2 separate regions of the Homo sapiens genome follow, and region 1 is linked to region 2. A link is an interaction called in ENCODE POLR2A ChIA-PET data of the cell type or tissue named here. Cell type or tissue: PC-9. All regions are shown on one strand. Links, peaks and the distances in the headings refer to the core of each region. The heading gives the core; the rest is flanking DNA.

Region 1 (2,913 bases), core at 190-2,689, 71 kb after region 2:
CACATCAGCCTGTTAGACAGCCCTTTATCTCACAGGAGGTAAATAATTGTAATTCTTCTGAGTGCCCCCAAATTTGTCTGTCTTTCAAAAAAGATGAACTAGAAGGAGTTATTATTTTACCGCCATCCTTTACAAGGATGCATTTGTTGGGAGACTTGTACAAACAAACCACTGGCAAGAGAAATTCCCATTGGTGGCCTGACGGGCAAAAGGGTTGGCTACTGGGACAGACATCCTGCCCCATACCCCTCAGATGAAGCCATAGAGTAAACTGCCTACACTACATGTGCCGATAGCCGGACATGACATCAGCCTCGGGATTCCAGATGACCCTGAAAAGGCTAAAGATTTCCAAGACAAGAACACTTCAGTTTATAAACACAATCAAATGGCCAGAGGAGGTGTGTGCCTCATTCCGGGATCCTTGCAAAAGCTCAATGATTATGATGTGTGAATATCATCATGATGTGTGTCTAGAATGTACGAATATCTGAACGGCCCAGAGGTCTTCAGTCTATCACCCTGTTATCCTCGGATAATAGAGAAAGGATGAGGGAAAAGCCCAGGCCAAACTCCAAGTGGGACATTTTTTTCATGGCACCCAGGTGGCACTGGAGAGGTACACAGGCACCCCTTGCCCAGAATTCCAGGAGTACTTAATAAGGTAGTCTCTCAGGGGGCCACCTCGTTAGCTCAAGGAAGCATTTACCTTCCAAAGACAAATGAGTTCCTGGCTTGCCCCAGGTAAGGGCACTGTGTGTTGAACTTTTCACATTTCACGAGCCATCCTGGCTCCTGGCTTCCTGTCACAAACATTTATATTTCCTGCTCATTCGCCCCTAGTGTTCCAGGGAGTAGTGAGGTTTTATAATTGATAATTATCACATTTAGTGCCCCATAACGCTTTTCATCTTCAAAGCAGTTGGCAAATATTACCTAACACACCCACGATGTCGGCCAAGTCAGAGTTTCTCTCCCTATTTGGCAGAGAGGAGACAGCCTGGCCATGCGTCAGGTGAGCATCAGGTCACAAAGCTCAGAGGCTTCGTGGCCAGCTTCTTTCTTGTGTCACCTTTCCCTGGCATCAGATCCACTCCTTCCAAAAAGAACAATGTGGGTGCCTGTCCTAGGGGCACAGGCTGTGCTCTGTAACCCGTGGCCCTGCCACGTGGAAATCATCAGGTTATTTTTAAGCTCATTCTTTGCAGCAAGCCTGGTGGGTAAATTCAAGACTGAGGAACAAGAGTTAGTTTACCTCACAAATGGAAGTAATTTTGTAAGCTTTGAGGACTGAGATCTATGATGTAGTGGTATGCCCTGCATATCACTGTATATATGGGAGAGAAAAAGAGGAAGAGGAGGAGAACGAGCAGGATGGGGCAAATGGGCTCAAATGTTCTAGCAATTCAGATCAACTTTGCTCAGTAACCAGGGGCCTTAGAGCCACAGCCCATGAGTGAGCTAGTCACCCATTCATGCCCAAGAGCACAAAAACACAAAGTGGTATCTAGGGCGTGACATCAAAACAGCATTCATCAGGCCATTTGGTGACAAACAAGACTGGCCAAGAATGTGGCACTGTGTAAACAAAATGGCCCAGTCACTGTGTTTTTTATTTCAGTGGTTGTATCTCTATGGAGCTGCAGACATAAAAGTGGCCTTTCGAAGACCCAAGGAGCTTGAAATTTCACAGTAACAACTTCAACAAAAAAATGACTGTGTTCTGTCTACTTATATCCTTGTTCTGTATGTTCACAATTCTCTACCAGTTCATCTTTCAAATGAGAGACTTTTTTGAGTGAATTTTCAGGTAAATTCTGCCAACCAAAACTATTGTAACCAGAAAATGTATCTTCTTTCTGCTTGGGCTATGGCAAAATTCACAATGAATCTTCACACAGTTAAAGCTGGGCATGACGCTGTCTGCCTTAGTCACTGGAAATCCATCTCACTCCACCTGTGTTGCAGCTCATTTTAGGGTTTAAGGTTTGTGCCAAAACCCACATCTCCACCATCTCTCCCTTAAACAGAAAAAACAAAAACACATCTTTTGCTGAATTTTATTTCAGAAACAGGCAGGATTTACTACAAATGTGCTGTTTTGTTTTGGCTATTAGCTGAATTTATTTTTATACTTTTGCTTGCATATGCATGAGGAAAAAAAAGATGTTAGTTGAACTAAAAGAAATTTGAGCCAAACTCCTCTTGACAGTTAACCTGGTTGAAGTGCAGTTGACTTCTTGCCTATTCCGGAAAAGCAACCAAATGTTCCCAGTAGCTCCTTAATGCAATTACTTGATTAGAGAAAGGCATTTCATTTCCTAACCACTACAGGAATAAGCAATATAGCTGTCAATAATTTTTCAACAGAGCTTCAGGCATGGTGGTCACCATTCAACCACAATTTTATATGCTCATTAACGCATTTCCATCAATGCTTAAAAATTCACCTTCGGAAAGCCTGGGAGTCTTAAGGGATTTTGCTGTTAGGACAGCAACCTTCTCCTTCATCTGTTTTCAGGTTGTTATTCTGTTGCTGAATACTCAACACATCAATGATTTGCCTCAGTCTTCCGTTTAAGTCAAATCGGGTTACATTCAGTGTGCCTGCCCTCTTGGCTCCCTTTGAGTTCAGAGTTATAATCCTGAGAAAGAGTAATGCCATCTCCCTTTTTCCCCTTCATGGACTTGCCTAGCTTTTCTGACCAAGTTATTCTACACCACAGTGTGCTCTAATGATAAAAATAATTGCTTCCATATATGGAGCACTTACCATGGGCCAGATATAGTCCTAAAGTCTTTGTTCGTATTGTCTCATGCAATCCTCACAACTGCTTAGAACAATCATCCTCCAACTTTAGTAAGTGTAAGAGTCCCCTGGATAACTTTAAAAAAAAAAAATAGACTTCCTCC
Region 2 (2,913 bases), core at 104-2,603:
TACCACAGCAGTGGCAGACCAGGAAAGTAACTGCTTGCTGAGTGGGAAGCCATGATCTGAAGAGAGTTCGGAGAGGAAGATGGAAGTCATTTTATTCCAGGGCTGGGGAAAGACAGAGGAGAAGAAATGAATGAGGCAGCCAGGTGGCTCCAGGAGTGCTCAGAGGGCAGTGAGGAAGTCACTGAGGCTCGCCTGTGAACAGCAAAATTGAAGCCAGGTCTTTGAATGCTGCAGTGAGAAGGTTGAACTTAAACCTGCAGACCAGGGACTCCTAAACTTGGCAGTACATAAGAATCCTCAAAGCGTTTGTTAAAATGCAGGTTCCCGGCACCCACCCTGAGAAACCATGATGAGTGAGGCAGAGAGGCCCAAGAATCTGCATCTTAATAGCCCTGTAGTCCCAGCCATACTTTAAGAACCTTTCTGTAACAGGAAGTCTTTGACTGGTTTTGATGAAGTCTAAATGAAATCTTCAGGAAACTTCAGGCCTAAGCAAAACTGAGCAGAACCTATTTTTACAGCTGACAACTGGCACTGCCTCTGGAGGGACCTCTATGTTCTAGCTGCTGTCTGGAGATTTTATTCATATACCATGGATTTCTTAGTCTAGTCTCTCAGTTCTCAGATACTACTACTAATTAAACATGACTCAGAAACATGCATTTTTAAATGTAGGCCACAAGATCCTAAAGCCAGTCTGAGATAACATTGGATCTAGAATATTCAAATATGGGCTCCAAATTCTGTACCATTACACAAAACCATTCAACTTCTGAAAAATGTGGACACGTGTGAGTTCTACCTGCAAGATGCAAATGTTTCATTGATAGGAAAGAACCTGTGGTTGGGCTGGGGTTTGTGTGTGTGTGTTTATATTTATTTGCCACATCCCACCCTTCCTCCCCCATCTCTTGGCTCAGAACCTAACTTCAACTCTCCCGAATCCCCAAGGCCACTCCCAACTAGGATTTTTTAAATACCTTAACCATTTCAAACTTTCCTTCCCTTTGGAACCTAAAGGAATTTCATTTTCCATTTTCCATTAGCAAGGTGGCTCCAGTTAAACCAGGGCCTCAGGAATAAATACAGCTTGGTTTAAATATTTGCACATCTATTAGGTTTTACTCTAAAGCAGACTGTCCCGACGACGCCTTGCTATTCACAGTGTGGTCTTTGGACTGGCAGCATCACTACCACCTGGGAACTTGTTAGAAGTGCAGAATCTGAGGCCTCAGCCCAGACCTGCTGAATCATCGTCCCCATTTGCTCAAGAGCCCCGTGATTGGCCTGATTTTCATGCACATAAAAGTTTAAGGAGCCCTGCCTAAATCTCCCGCCTCCAAGCTGTCCCCGAAATGTTGGCCTCTCTGCCTCTGGACGCTTGCAGAGATGGGGTAGTGGAATCAGTTTCATGTGGGGGTAGGGTGCGGGCTTCACCCCCTCCCTTCGCCCCCTGCCCCTCCACCCTGCCCTTCTTGATGCTCTCCCAGCGGCTGCACCTGCAGAGTTTTCACTTCTCTGGGAAGCCTCTTGACACAGACCCCGTCCTTGCCTCTAGGGTGGGGCCGCTCTACTTCTTTTCTTTCAAAGAGCCTGGGATGCTGACAGCCTCAGATGGAGGCATCCTGTTTGTCGAAAAATAAACCGGCAGTTAAAGCAGGGTTGCGAGAGCGAGAAAACCACAGGCCTGCGCGCCGCTGATAACGCGCGGGCAGGCAGCTTTTGCAGAAGTTCCGTCGCTGCGGCGCGCTGCGCACCAGAGCTGCGCCACCGCCTCCCTTCCTGTCTGGGCCGCTCGCGTCCCCGCCGTTTCTGGCTGTTGCTTTCTGCGTCGCTCTTTCAGTTACTTCGCCCATTGCTTTTTCTAAAGGATCCCCTTGCTGCTCCGCCATGAGGGATGGATCCACCAACAAGTCCCCGGGCGGATGCGCGCAGATCCTGGACCCATAGGAGGCCAAAATTTACGAGCTGTCATGAAAATGACACCGTTTAAGAGAAGCTGAAGTTGCTTTCTCTTCTGCAGTATGTAATGCTTTGACCTGGTTAAAATAAATAAATAAATAACAATTTAAAAAGAAAGAAAGAAATACAGAAAGACTACATCCTCATGAGGCCTGTAATGCCAAAATGAAAAGGGACCCCAAAGTGCAATATCCAGATTGCTTTTCTTCTTGGAGAGAGTTGACCTGGCCTGATTCTATGCGGTGAATAACTAATTATCAATCTTCCCCTTTTGAGGGGTATTAAAGCCTCTTTCCCCATTTGCCTGTTATCAGATAAGCTAGGCAGATGAGAAGTCAGTGGGTAACCACAGGTATAACCACGATATTCACTGGAAACCAAAAGATTTGACCCCCCGAGGTAAAGAATGTACTTGAAAATAAACCTGAAAATAGTTTTACAGGAGCTGAAAAACTCAGTGTTCCCGAATCAGTAATACGAACTTCTCTGAGCATTAAAAAGTACAAGCACTCCTAAAAAGGACATCTTGAGTCACAGAAGATGATGCCTGTTGGGGTTGATTGAGTCCCTTTGGAAGAGACCCCTGTGCCACGGTGCACCAGAAAGTCTCCATCATTGTTGGGGCCTCTGCAGTTGTTCCAGCTACCCAGTGCTTTTTTATTATTCTTCTTGTCCGAAAACATAGAGTAGAAACAGTCCATACTCATTCCTTAATCTTCCTGTGTTCATAACGAGCAAGCACCCTAGATGAGTAAGAATCTACCTTATTTTTAAGAATTAGCAGAGAACCATATGAGTTTCCCTTTTCCTCCCCTAGAAACGTCCTCAGGTTGGCTAACTTTCCTATTGAGCAATTCCTCACAGCAATCACTCCGCACACCTCTCATCTGAGAGGCTGTCTTCCCATTCCTATGAGCTTTTCTTCCTCTGTCTCATGGCCTCACTCCTAAT

The links. ChIA-PET counts read pairs that join two places held together with the same protein. Peaks named below come from ENCODE experiments on the same cell type or tissue, not always from the same donor. Only the 100,000 strongest peaks of a DNase experiment are listed, where the experiment ranks them.
Region 1: POLR2A ChIA-PET joins it to region 2 with 8 read pairs; 5 of 35 experiments call an interaction of 5 or more read pairs at or near these places.

What each region holds. Positions count from the first base shown.
Region 1 is chr21:34,955,221-34,958,133 of GRCh38, reverse strand. The region is part of intron 2 of RUNX1 (RUNX family transcription factor 1); the gene reads left to right. Among named protein-coding and RNA genes, the nearest start is that of RUNX1-IT1, 83 kb to the left of the region's middle. In PC-9, for the core only: no CTCF peak of the experiment used is centred there; a DNase peak (open chromatin) is centred at 1,543; H3K27ac peaks cover 415 bases.
Region 2 is chr21:35,025,683-35,028,595 of GRCh38, reverse strand. All of the region lies in intron 2 of RUNX1 (RUNX family transcription factor 1), which reads left to right. Among named protein-coding and RNA genes, the nearest start is that of RUNX1-IT1, 12 kb to the left of the region's middle. RefSeq lists a cis regulatory region at 1,688-1,705 and enhancers at 1,624-1,768, 1,422-1,924. In PC-9, for the core only: no CTCF peak of the experiment used is centred there; no DNase peak of the experiment used is centred there.